2 separate regions of the Homo sapiens genome follow, and region 1 is linked to region 2. The links are chromatin loops, found by intact Hi-C in ENCODE. Cell type or tissue: mesothelial cell of epicardium. All regions are shown on one strand. Each heading gives the region's core, and the rest is flanking DNA. Links, peaks and the distances in the headings are about the cores only.

What was found. Hi-C counts contacts between places; a loop is a spot of excess contacts. Peaks named below come from ENCODE experiments on the same cell type or tissue, not always from the same donor. Only the 100,000 strongest peaks of a DNase experiment are listed, where the experiment ranks them.
Region 1: it touches region 2 in a loop (35-fold over the local background); 1 of 110 quality-filtered maps calls a loop at or near these places.

Annotation. Positions count from the first base shown.
Region 1 is chr3:188,599,532-188,606,776 of GRCh38, reverse strand. All of the region lies in intron 6 of LPP (LIM domain containing preferred translocation partner in lipoma), which reads right to left. It overlaps LOC124906316 (a long non-coding RNA gene), which reads left to right. Exons shown (of 5, transcript XR_007096213.1): 5 at 1,154-1,421. Among named protein-coding and RNA genes, the nearest start is that of LPP-AS1, 34 kb to the right of the region's middle. In mesothelial cell of epicardium, for the core only: no CTCF peak of the experiment used is centred there; no DNase peak of the experiment used is centred there.
Region 2 is chr3:187,760,513-187,767,757 of GRCh38, reverse strand. No RefSeq gene overlaps it. Among named protein-coding and RNA genes, the nearest start is that of BCL6, 19 kb to the right of the region's middle. In mesothelial cell of epicardium, for the core only: no CTCF peak of the experiment used is centred there; a DNase peak (open chromatin) is centred at 3,315.

The DNA of each region.
Region 1 (7,245 bases), core at 2,879-5,378, 840 kb before region 2:
TTATTGACGAGAAAAATCTGACCTTAAATTTTTTCTAGGTTCAAAATGCCTTTTCCACGTCCTCTGTAATAGAATGTTGGAGTCTTAACTGAGTATTTTTTAGGAATGTCTTGAACATACATATTTTAATAAATTGCTTAATGAGGAAACTATGTTTCTATTTAGTACTATTGGGACCACCTTCAAGCAGAAAGGTAAAGCCCCTCCACCAACAAGACAAGAATATCCAGGCTGCTTAAATTACAAAAGTAAATGACAAGTTTACCCTTTTAAAGACGAATATCCAAAAAAACAGAACAAAACAAAACACAAAAACCAACCAAACAAAAAGATACCACTCTATCCAAGAGCTTCTTGTAACTTAACAGGAAGCTAAATCTGGAACTATGAGATCCCTAGGAAACTATATTTGAGACAAATGATATGTGGAAAAGATAGCCATAAGAGTCAGGATTCAAATAAAAATGACAGCACACACCAACTAGGTCTTCTCAAGGATCTGATTTACACAGGTATTATGTACATGGCCCCATGTAATTGCAGAGGAGTCACGAAGGACAGGGAAATAATATGGAACTAGCAGAGGCAGAGCCGTCATCTCCTCTAGGTTCAGGACAAAGAGAGTACTGTGGAGGTGAAAATCTAGAGAAGGTCTGTGACCGTTCTTGACAGTCAGCTCGGAACTTCACAATCAGCAAGCCAGAGAAACATATGTGGCACAAGAGTTTATCAGTGTCTCTCAACAGAGTACTATGGTCTTCTTGAGTTTGACAGTAATGTATTTTGCTCCCTACCCGATAAATGATAACAGTGTCCTCCAGTCATTGTGACAGTTTATAAAAATGTGCCCATTCATTTCCAAACTCCCCATCAGGAGGTGGTTTCCTCTCTAGTTGAGAACCATTGGAAGTAAAATGTTAACCAAATGTCCCTGGGAATTTTTTAATCTTTATCTCTGGATCAACCTAGTTTACCAGAAAGCTATCTATCTGCATCAAATGGAATATTATCTTACGAAAAATAAAATGCTTCTTAAATCTTTCTGTGAAATTGTTACTAATGACAATACCCAATATATTGCTCAATAGCCGCTGAATAATGATTCCCTTTATTTGACACCAGATCTCTGCTTTTGTCTCTCGATTGTCTCCAGGACCATGGCCACAACTTGATATACCTTCTATGTTATGAAGACTTTAGAATTTCTGTCTCCAGAATTCATCTGTATTCTGAATACTAAGCCCAAATCCTCAACTGTCTATTTCATGTGTCTGCTTGAATGTCTCATATGCTTTTCAGACTCAATATATTAAAAACAGATTTCATCATCCACCCTGATCTGCTTTTCATTTGGTTTTCTCATCCACCCAGTTGTTGCTCAAAGGAGAACACTGGGAATCATTTCTGAGACTGCCTACTTTCCATTCAAGAACTAAATCCTGTTGCTCCTACTCTCTAAATAGGGAATTCCATAACTCACAAATATGTCCACATTTTACCATTTCCACTACTACAATCCCATGCCAAGATTCCACCATTTTTCATTATGAATTCTCTAAAAACATCCAAACTGGTCTCCCAATGTCCACGACTGTTTTTCAATGAGTCCTTCATTTGGTAGCCAGAGTGATTTATTGCAAATGCAAATCTAATCATATTGCTTTCCTGCTCAAAAATCTTCAACAGGTTAGGGGAATGATGGATGCAAATCCACCTCTTCTACCTCTCTTTGAGATACATTGACCTTCTTTCATGTCTATTGTGCCAAGCTCTCTCACATCTCAACAATGATACCTACACCAATGCACTTCTCCATTGTCTTTGAATTATCTAGCTGATTCCTAGGAATGTCTTACATCTCAAGCTGAATGTCAGGTTCCTCCGTGAAACTTTGCCTGAATCCTCCAGCACAGTGGGTGCTCTTTACTTCTCCCTCCCTGTACATATCACATGTGCATATGTCTGCTTCTATACTAGTAGAGACTGTCCTTTTTATTCCCTGCTGCTTCCTCATTATGCTTCATCATATCATAGCCCATAAGCTGGCATTTAACAAATATTTGATGAATGAATGAAGGTTAATATCCCAAGAAAAATGCATTTCTTTGGTCAGATTATAACTGACCATGAAAAAATATGAACTATCTTATTTTCCTTATTGACTTGACAATCAAGAAATTCTGTAAAATATGTAATGTGTGCCTAATTACAGTCATCTCATTAGTGCCCCTCCACCTCTAAATAGTTTAATGATTTTAATTTGGAATGTATTGATACTATTATTTTTCCAGGAAGACTTTGAGGTACTTGTTTTCATTTTTATGGCCATACTATATGTGTAAGTTTTACTTGATGCTGACTCAAATCCCCTCTGGAAATAAAGGGCAATTTTTAAATAAACTTACTAAGAAAGGAAAGAGACGAATGCATTTAAAAATAGTATTTAACAACATGTACTAAAACAAAGTACATTCTGAATTTACTGCCAAGTAAACACAATACCACAAATCCCAGAAATTCAATCCAAATTATTTATTCAATAGAAATTTATTGAAAGTCTACTATGTAACAGGCATTGAGCTGCTTACTAGATTCACTATGAGACAAAGAAAGTCACACTCATTGCACTCAGAAAGTTCTTAGTTACAGAATATTTGGGGCAAAATTTAGTGTGATGAGTAAAAGTGATTTCTACTTAGAAAATTTTCCAATGTAACAGAAGGAGAAAATAGACAGTAGCAAAAGGTCAACGTTTAAACAGCAGCACGAAATTCAAAATCATTTTATTACATTTTAATTTCAGCTACATGACATGGGAAACTGCTTAAGATTTAAATGTAAATTTTAAATGAAAAACACATGATGTGAATTCATTTGTACAATACAATTGAGGCCATAGAGAATGATATTTTCATATGGCCAAGGAATATACAAAATATCAAAAGGGGGATGGTTGACTTGCTAGAAGATTAAGATGATGAATATTTCCATTTCAATTATATTTTCATGACAATTATTTGAGTTATTTGAAGAATACCTCAAGTGCTTTTCACTTTCAGTTATCTACTTTGTCTGGACATCCCTGTGGCAGAAAACACAAGCTAAAATACCTATTGGTAACCCCAAAAATGTGTAATAATAGCAAACATTTATATAGAAATTACCTGGTGCAAACATTTTGTGTTGAACATAATTTATATATAATCCTCACAGTTACTCCTGAGACGGAAACCAATCCTCATTTTCCAGAAGAAGATATTGACGAGAGATTAAGTAACTGCCCAAGGACACATCACTAGTAGGTGGCAGATCGAAGGTTCAAGCCTGGGTCATCTGGCTGCATAGTTTGGGGTTTTAAAAACCATCCACCTCTCTCAGGTAATAAAACAGTGAAATATAATAGTTGACATGTTAAAAAAAAAAAAACCACAAAATTCTTTATCAGTCTATCCGTAGTTTTCCTATTTTTAAGAGATAAGTGATCAAAATGTAGACACTGGAAAATCTTTCTCTCTCCTAGAAGAAAAATTGAATAAATTGGAGAATGAACAGAAAATGAGAATGCCAGTGTCTAGGAAACAACAAAGTGATGTGAACTATAAAGCTGAAGAGTTTACTCTGTTAAAAAGGCAGCTGCTATCCCATGCCAGCTCACTGCTGACATGTGGAATATAAATCCAATATTACTCTTCTGACTTTAAAGCTGTGTTCATTATTATTATTATTATTATTATTATTATTATTATTATTATTTCAAACACAAGGAAGAGAAATAAAACAATTTCTGCAGGTCACCTGTAGTGCATGAGGTGCACTTTACAATTCCCAGTTGAAGTTATGGATACTGGCAAATGTAAGTATCACTAGGAAGCATGCAATTGAAGAGTTGTGCACTGGAACTTGGGAGACCGAGAAAAAAAGTGCCAGCTTTACCACTGTTTAGAATTTAGTGACATTGGGAAAGTCACGTGACTTCTCTAGACTGACTCTTCATCTGAACAACAAAGGAGGGGAAATGCTAAGTTACTCTTCTCCTTTTTTTTTTTTTAATAAATAATCTTTCTCTTCAAATAAAAAAATATTTCTATATCACTCAGGAGAAAAAAAAAGAGCTTCACTGGGGTCGAGGTACCTATAAAAGAAGATACTCTGACTCTCAAAAATCCAGTGATTCCAAGAGTAAATGTGCAATATTCAGAGTTTTATTGCCCAAGAAGAGCTTGGTCTCATTATTAGGGATTCATATCAGGTAGGCACTTAATAAATAATGGCTGGATAAATAAATATAATTGGTTTCTGAGTTTGTACAATGAGCAAAAATGGAAACACAGCTAACCTATTTCAGTTATAATGAAATCCCTAATTTGCTGCTTCTTTTGGCTCTATGCAAAAATTACATCATCATTTTATCCTAACCATGACTAGAAGAATAACTAAATTTGCTTTCTTGAGTCATCTCACTAATTATCTTCCATAATTCAGGGTAAGTACCCATATCTCCATTCCTCATCCAACCAGGCCACTTACACTATCCACTTGATAGATGACCCCATGAGTTGGAAAACAACCTAACAGATTAAGAATGTCATATATATATATAATATATATATATTATATATATATTATATATATATGAGATTAAGAATGCTATATATATGTGTGTGTGTGTATATGTATATGTGTGTGTATATATATATATATATATATTTGAGATAGAGTCTTGCTCTGTCACCCAGGCTGGAGTGCAGTGGCACTATCTCAGCTCACTGCAACCTCTGCCTCGCGTGTTCAAGGAATTCTTGTGTCAAAGCCTCTCAAATAGCTGGGATTATAGGCACCCACCACCACGCCAGCTCATTTTGTGTTTTTAGTAAAGATGGGGTTTTCACTGTGTTGTCCAGGCTGGTCTGGAACTCCTGACCTCAAGTGATCCATCTGCCTTGGCCTCCCAAAATGTTGGGATTACAGGCGTGAGCCACCACACCTGGCCAAGAGTGCGATATATAAACATAATACCACACATTTAGAAAAGCATTTCTTAAATCTGACTGCACAACAGAATCATTTAGGGCTTTTTAAATGCAAGTTATTGTAGATAAACCCACTCAACAGAGTGAAATCTGGAAATTCAAAAGGGAAGGGGCAGGTGATTGTCAGTTAAAACCAGAGTTCAAAACTACTTTTAGATACTGTTGCTAAAGCCGAACAGGAAATCCCACTTGGAATTAGGGGCTATGAGTGACATAATGGTGTGACTCCACTTGTCTTAGAAGGAAAACTGATTATATAATTTAGATTTAGGGACGAAGTTAATGTTTGTTTCTATAAAATTTTTATGGGAAATCAGTGGTGTAATTTGGTGATATGTAACAAAAGCCCTAATAAAGTTTATACTTTTTAAACCCATAGTTTCATTTCTTAAAATTTAGCCTATGGAAATGACCAGAGAGCATAAATGTTTAGTTTCAAGAAGCTCCGTGTTAATAGTGTACTTTATAAAACTAAAAGATAATGGAAAATTTAAATAATCAATACATGAGGATTGTTTATATACATTACAGTATAGTCATATAATAGAATACTACACAGTCATTAAAACAATGCCATAAAAATATTTCAAAATATATCAATAATCTGGCAATTCAACTTCTGGGTAGATACCTAAAATAACTAAAAGCAGGAATGCAGCTATTTGTACAATCATGGTAATATGTTCATAGCAGTATTATTCACAATAGCCAAAGGAAGAAGCAATTCAAGTGTCCACTGATGGATGAATGGATAAATAAAATGTGATATATATATATACACACACACATCTATATCTATCTATATATCTATACATATATATACACACACACAATGTAATAAGAAAATTCTGATACATGCTACAACATAGATGAAGCTTGAAGAGATTAAGCTTGAAGCTTGAAGAAACAAGCCAGTTACAAAAACAAAAAACAAAAAACAAATACCATATGGTTCTACATATAGGAGGCCCCTAGAAGAGTCAAATTTATAAAGCTAGAAAGCAGAATGGTGATTGCCATGGGATGGGAGAAGGAAGAATGTAGCTAGTGCATTATTGTTTAATGGATATGTCATTTCAGTTTGAATAGATACAGTTCTGCTGGTGATGGTTGCACAACAATGTAAATGTACTTAGTGCCAGTGAATTATACGCTTAAAATTGGTTAGAATGTGAAATTCTGTATTATGTATATTTTACCACTATATAATAAAAATAATAATATGTATCAAAATTTTTCTTTGTTTTAAAATTCAGTTAGAAAATATTGTTTTATACCTGTTGATAAGTAATGCATCTATCTATATCTCATATATACATATGCATACATATATGGCTAGAAGGATCTATTCCCAACTGATAACATTGGTTATTTTAAAGGGGTTATTTTTGGCTATTCTATATACTTTTCCTATTTTGCTAAGTGTCTACCACATATTACTTTTTCACTCAAAGGAAGAAATATATATTATATAGGCATAGTATATATTATACATTTCTTATATATAAATGTATAAAAATAAATATATATTTAACATAATATATATCAGAAATATATACATTATTTTAAAAACCAAGCAAACACACTCTAAAATATTGTGGTATTCCAATGTCCATGTGTATGTACATACAAAAAAAGGAAGAAGCATAGCAGAAAATTAAAAATGGTTTCAATGTATTTTAAAAGGTTACAGTTTTACACTAGGTGAGGCAGTTAAGAGAAAATTTTGTTCTCCATTTTATGTTTTTGTTTATTTTCCACATTAAAGAAAAAAAGTAACCTTATAAATGAGGATAAATAGTAGCTGAAATCTGGTGATGAGTTAAAATAATCTCAAATATTATGCACGAAATAAAAATCACACAATTTTAGTTGGTGCCACCGAGTTCAAAACATTGCTGCCAATATACTACTAATACTAATTTTTAGTCCTCAATGAACACATAAAGCACACACCACACACACACACACACACACACACACACACACACACACCCCTAACGAGTCCCCGATAGTTTTTGCCAGAGAGATGCACACATAAATATCTTACTTCTTTGAAATGTATCAGCACTTATTCATTTCACAGCCTTGTGCTCTGCTAGTGACGGGTTATTCTTAATAGCTTCAGAGCCAGAAATAGTTAAAACAGTATAGTCTGGTGTGGCACTTCAGAGCAGTTTTTGTCCCAGAAGCTTTTCCATTTAATCCTCACAAC
Region 2 (7,245 bases), core at 2,211-4,710:
GCTTCTTGGTATAATAGAAAGCTCATGGATGGAATTCAGAGTCATATACCTGAATCTAGAAGTGTCACAAGCCACTTTACCTCTCTAACCCTCTGCTTGCCCATCTGTCAAAGAAGGATAACAACACTGGCTTGTGTTTCTCTTGGGGCTGTTGTGAAGATCAAATGAGGCAACAAATGGAAAAATGCTTCTCACAGTGAAAGTTGGATGATTATAGTGGGGATTAGTAAAACGCATCTGTGTATGGCTGAAATAATTACTCAGAGTCATGTCCAGATTATTCACCATAGTGGTATGGAAAGGGCTAGAGGATTCCAATTGGTGACTAGTTCAGAAATCCTTCATCATTCAGCTTTCATATATGGGAGCTACATGGGAGGAGGAATTGGAAGATGTACCTTCCTGGGGATGTGTCAGTGTGCAAATGAGGAGCGATTTATCCCTCGTGTACCAGGTTCTAGTGATTCATTCTTCTCCTTTCACCCTTATAAAAAATTTATGAGTTAAATATTAGTATCTCATTCTTTAGAGGTAGGAAAACCAATGCTCAGAAAGGTTAAGTAACTTGCTCATTGTCATACAACTATTTGGTGTCAGAGTCAGAAGAAACCATTTTGTCTCAAGAGCCTTGCTCTTTCAGTAGGCTACCTTTTCAGACACCTTGGTGCAAATAATTAAGCAGCAGCAGCAGCACTATCCCAGTTACCTAAATTTGGGCAAGTGAATAATACGTAAGTCTAACATTGGGGAGCCCAGGCGGATAACAGACTGAGCTATTAAACACAATTCTGAAAGTGAGAAGGAAGGTCAGTGTGCCTCTAAACCCATGAATCCTAATCCTTGTCTAGGTCACTGCCTTGTGCTATGAATGCTTCCTTTCAGCAGTGCCTGGTAACAATTTAGAAGAAACCAAGATTTTGAGTTAAAGTTTTAGTAAGAGCGTAAGAATAATAAAGTTGGATCAATGTCCAGTGGTCTTTCTAAGCATCAGAATCTTTTTTTTTTTTTTTTTTTTTTAAAGCAGTGGTATAAAGGCCGGGCATGGTGGCTCACACCTGTAATTCCAGCACTTTGGGAGGCTGAGGCGGGTGGATCATTTGAGGTCAGGAGTTTGAGACCAGTCTGACCAACATGGTGAAACTCCATCTCTATCAAAAATACAAAAATTAGCTGGGGGTGGTGGCGGGCACCTGTCATCTCAACTGCTCGGGAGGCTGAGGCAGAGAATCACTTGAACATGGGAGGCGGAGCTTGCAGTGAGCAGAGATCACGCCATTGCACTCCAGCAGCCTGGGCAACAGAGTGAGAATCTGTCAAAAAAAAAAAAAAAAAGCAGTGGTATAAGAAATATGATTATTTTGAATAATTAGTAAACCTAGTCTAGATTTTAACTAGCAACACTTTTGCAGCAAGTTACCTGCTGCCTGTCACATAACGGGGCTTAATAAATGTTCACTGGCCGGGCGCGGTGGCTCACGCCTGTAATCCCAGCACTTTGGGAGGCCGAGGCGGGTGGATCATGAGGTCAGGAGATCGAGACCATCCTGGCTAACAAGGTGAAACCCCGTCTCTACTAAAAATACAAAAAATTAGCCGGGCGCGGTGGCGGGCGCCTGTAGTCCCAGCTACTCGGGAGGCTGAGGCAGGAGAATGGCGTGAATCCGGGAAGCGGAGCTTGCAGTGAGCCGAGATTGCGCCACTGCAGTCCGCAGTCCGGCCTGGGCGACAGACCGAGACTCCGTCTCAAAAAATAAATAAATAAATAAATAAATAAATGTTCACTGAATATATGCATACATCTATATGTATATATATAGCATGTATAGTAACAGTATTGTTTTGATAATTATGTATGTAAGTTCATTTGTATAGATGATGAATGTACAGATGGATGGATACAGGGCCCAGATGTCAGAGAAATGTCTCCCAAAATAGCCTGTAATCATGTATAGGAAGCTGACAGAATGCTTACTTTGAAAGTGAATGCACCAGAAAATTTACAGGGTACCTACTGGGTGCTGATGAAAGGAAATAGAAGGCATATCTCTTTGCACTTGCCTCAGATAACCACAAAAGGCATATATACAATTTTAAATAAATCATTTGTATAGTTTAGAATTGCTTGAATTTGGAGGCAAAAGAGGACTGTTTTCCCTTTAGTGTGACTCAACAATCACAGGATGTGAGGGGTGCAGGAGGCCTGGGTCATCTGGTGCATTTAGCCATTTTAGATTGAAGATTGAACTGCATAAAGGAAAGTTACACAGTGATTCATAGGCAGATGTTTAAAAAAAAAATAGAAATAAAAAACTCCCTCTCTAGCTGCCACTGTTTTCTGTAGGTGCTATGGATATCCTCAGAAATAGGTATTTGCAAAGATGCGGAAAATTTGGTAGGACGGTATAAAGTCAATTGCGTGCGCTTTGGATTTATTTCAACCTGGGTTTGAACCTCCTTCATCTGGTTACTGGCTCTTCATCTCAGGGAGTCTATTTGCGTTTTGAACCTCTGGCTCCTGACTTATGAAATGAAGATACCTGACTGCATGTCTCCTGTCGGGATGAAATGAGATTACATTGGAAGGGGCTCAGCAGACTGAGTACCACCTCACACTGTTTCTCAGTATTTCATTCTTCCTCATACCCACAAATTCTCCCTTTGTCTCTAACGTCCTGGGTACCCTTGGGCCAGGCACAGACTGCTTCCTCCCCTCCTCATCTGCTACATTCAGGTGTTGGATCAGACAATATCTAAGATTCCATTCAATGAGTCTAACTGTCTAGTCCCATTTTTTACCAGAAAGCTGGGATAGCTGGACAGTATATAAAACAGTCTACTTTGTACACATTTATGTTTACAAGACATTTACTATGCTTTGCCACATTTAATCCTTAATACCTGCAGAGCAGTAGTTGCTTTCACCTTTTACAAATGAGCAAGCCAAGGCAACAGGCATAGAGGAAATAATCCCATACCTCTGGCTGTCAATCAGCATGCAGGGAAGACTTTTAAAGGCTTGACAACAGCATTCAAACACAAGGCTCTTCATGATACCCTTGGCCTTAAAAATCAAGTGTAAACTTCCCAAATTCACTCTGTCCCTTCTACCCCCTCTTAAACTAAGAGCTTTAGTCATCTTATCTTTCTTTTTTGTTGTCTCTTTTAAATGTTGCCATTCCAGGCTGAGGTCATGACTCTGTCTCCTAAGAACCGTAATCAAATTTGGAAGACAACAGGACTGAACGCAGAGCCTTCCGTACCTGGTTCCCAGACTGAACATGCATAAACAAAGCCGATGGCTGGGAATTCAGCCCTTGTTGCCTGAGGCTGTGGGGCTGGCTGTGAATTTTTACCCAGCTCCTACCTGACTGTCTTTTTTTAGCATTTGACATGCTTGCTGCTGGATCCATGATAGAGCCACTCTCTCAAGACATTGATTTATATTCTCCCTTGGGGGCCTAGAACTATGCCCTACACAATGGGTGCTCACTGAGCTGGAGATGGTATTGCCGCCAATGCAGTCCAGAATTGCATCAAGTATTTTAGCAATTGCACCAAATTATCAGCCAGTCTGATTCGTAGCCCTTCCCACATAGATTCACAAAGCCCACTTTCAGAAACTAATTCTTAATAATGCAATCAGTTCTTGGAAACTGAAGCCGAGTTTCATATTTGAATGTTGACTTTCACCATGCAGGAAAGTTGGCCACATGCAGGAGTGACTGGAAGATTTTGGCAAAGATATTAATTGGGATTTTCCATTCTCAGAGAAGCTGCATGTGCTAATGCACAGGTAATACTCCATTCTCAGGGTTCCTAGTAGAGGCAGAATTGAACTGTTTCCCCTTTTGAAATGCAATAACATCTACTTCTCAGGGCTATCATGAGGATGAAATTAGAAGATACAGGAAAAGGTTAGCACAGAGCTTTGCTCAGAGCATTGAGCAAATGTATTAGTTGTTGGGACTCTTGTTTGAAGTAAAAGGACCAGGTTTTGAACCTCATTCTGCTGCTCACTAGCCCAGTGCCTTTCCCGTTCTGGGTCCAGATTCTCTTATCTTCTAATGAGAGTACTAATTGCCACATACTTCACAGAGTCATGATGAGAAACAAAGAATGGCTGAGAAAGTCCTTTGAAAACTAGATGGCTCAAACAAAATAAAGCATTATTAGGTATATGTCTAATCCCTGTGCCATGGTTTCAGCCCTTCTTTTTGTACGAAAAGCCTTCCCTCCCCATACTTCCTCTCTTTAACCTGCGTGTTGAAGTTCTATCCTTCATTCATAAGGCAGTAAAACATTAATAGCTAAGATTAAAGTCTTCAGATTGCTAGGGTTCAAATCCCAGCACTGTTTTTTATTAGTTGCTTGACTTTGGGCAAGCTACTTCACCTTGCTGTGCTTCAGTTTCCAGTCTGTAAAATGGGGATAAAAAAAAAATACCCATTTCATAAGATTGTTGTAAGGACTAAATTAACAAGTGTTAAGTACTTAGAACAGTATATACTCCATACTATATAAAATGCTAGCCATAATTATTTCAAGGCTATGCTTATTGTTTTGATGTCTATTATTTCAAGAATATGTTTATCATTTTGCATTATTTTATTATTATGTTCAAACCCCACCCCTCCAAGAAACTTTCTTATATCTCTGAAGCAATCATGTTCTCGAAGTCAACCAAAGTATATTGATTGTAGCTCAGTTGTAGCTCTGGTCATTGCTTGTGTGTTTGTTTATATCTCCCTCCCCCACCAGCTTTGGGGCCCTAAGTGACAGAGGTTTGCTCTTTTACCTCCGTACACATGGTCAGTGTACATTAAATATTTGTTGAATTGGATGGAAGGTATGCAAAGCAAATGTATACACATGAATAAACCTAAATTTATTGTATAACAGCTAATAACACCCTCTACATAATAACTACATTTTCAGACTGAACAAAATTACAACCTTTTGCACTCTCCCTGACACATAGTATGTGCTAACTAAATGTATTTACTTGAAAATATGAGAAGATAAATAAAGGTGCATAAACTCCAGTAAAAGTCTCAGTCTATTGGGTCCTCTTCCTTCAAAACATGTGCGAGATGGGTAAGTTGCTTATCTTAGGCACCAGGAGAGGATTAAGATACCAAGGAGAAGAAACAAATAGCTACTGACCTCCAGGCACTCACATTCAAGAGGAGAGACAGTGCAATTACTAAATAGTCACAGGGGGTCATAAGTGCTAAGCTGAGTAGGATGAAATAGCACAGCGATGTGTGTTCAGCAGCTCAGTCATCTCTCTAAGATTTGGACCTTCTCAACATCAGATTGCCCAGGTATGTTCATTTGGGATGATTGTACCTTCTTTTTCAATAAGTAAGGAACCAGGGGAAAAGATTCCAAGTTGACTAAAGGCAGAGGGGAACAGGTCAGTTATAAGAGTGTGGTAGTTCGCAATACAGCAGGTGAGAATATAAAATGAGGAGGTAAGACCATAAGCCACGTCTCTAGAACATATCTCATAGAAAGTGCTTCTCAGTCTCAACCATTTTGATGTCAAATGTGGAGAAAATATTGTGAAACAACAAAAACTATCCTGGTCCAGTAGAAGGGAGACCTAGTTTCTTACCAACCCCATTTCCACCAGTGACTTTCCTCCCTAAAGCCCCGATTTCACTATCAATCGAGAAATGAGTTTGAACTTGAGTATTTCTAAGGACCATTCCACTTTCACTGCTTTTTGGTTCTATTTTTTAACACCTGATCTGATATGAAAGCCAACTCTTTCTTCTAGCTTCAAATACTACCTCTATTTTGATGAATCGCAAATGCATATCTCAAAGCCAGACATCTCTTTTGAATCCAAGTCTTGAATATCACCTTGCCTACTTTGCCATCTACCTCAGTTGTTCAAACCAGAGTTTTCAACAATTTCTCCACCTCCAAAAGATTTTCATTTTACAGTGTTTTTTGCTTGTTTGTTTGTTTGTTTGTTTGTTTTTTAACTCAGTAAGTGGAAACACATTCGCCCAGCTGCCCAATTCAGAAACTTGGGATTCATTCTTGATACCTCTCTTTCTTTTACCACACACTCTGGCTTAATCTGATTCATTGTTAAATGTTGCCAATTCTAACTTCAAAGCAACTCTCAAATATTTCTACACCTCACCACCTATATGTCAAAGGTGTGTAGTCCAAGCTACCTTCATCTTTCACTAGGACTCCTACAATAGTCACTTAGAAAATTGCCTCTTGTCCATTTCTAATTCGTCTTCTACACAACAGCTGGGATCGTTTTCTTTCTTATTTATTTATTTATTGAGAGGGAGTTTCTCTCTTGTTGCCCAGGCTGGAGTGCAATAGTGCGATCTCGGCTCACCACAACCTCTGCCTCCCGGGTTCAAGCGGTTCTCCGAACTCAGCCTCCCGAGTAGCTGGTATTATAGGCATGTGCTACCACGCCCAGCTAATTTTGTATTTTTACTAGAGATGGGGGTTTCTCCACGTTGGTCAGCCTGGTTTCAAACCCCTGACCTCAGGTGATCTGCCCGCCTCGGCCTCCCAAAGTGCTGGGATTACAGGTGTGAACCACCTCACCCAGACTGATCCTTTTCTTAAAATGTAAAACAGATCATGTCAATCATGTCACCATCCTGCATAAAACCCTTAAATGGCTTCTTGATACACTTAAACTATAAATTCCTGACCATGGTCTATGAAGGCCTAAATGATCTTGATTCTCCCTCCAACTTTATCTTCCACCATGCTGGCCTCTTTCAGGTCTCTGAACATGTCACAATTTTACCCACTTTAGTGTTGTCTGGTCTCTGTTTCCTCTGCCTGGCACACTTTCCCCTCACTCTTGGCCTGACTAACCCATCTTCCTTTTTCAAATCCCAGTTTAAAGTTTACTAGAGAGCTCTGTACATGTAGGTAACTTATCTCCTTCCCCTGTCTTTTGTTTTGTTTTGTTTTTTGAGACGGAATCTTGCTGTATCACCCAGGCTGGAGTGCAGTGGCGTGATCCCTGCTCACTGCAACCTCCGCCTCCCAGGTTCAAGCGATTCTCCTACCTCAGCGTCCTGAGTAGCTGAGATTACAGGTGTGCACCATCAGAACCAGCTAATTTTTGTATTTTTAGTAGAGACAAGGTTTCACCATGTTGGCCAGTATGGTCTTGATTTCCTGACCTCAGGTGATCCGCCTGCCTCAGCCTCCCAAAGTGCTGGGATTATGGGTGTGAGACACTATGCCCGG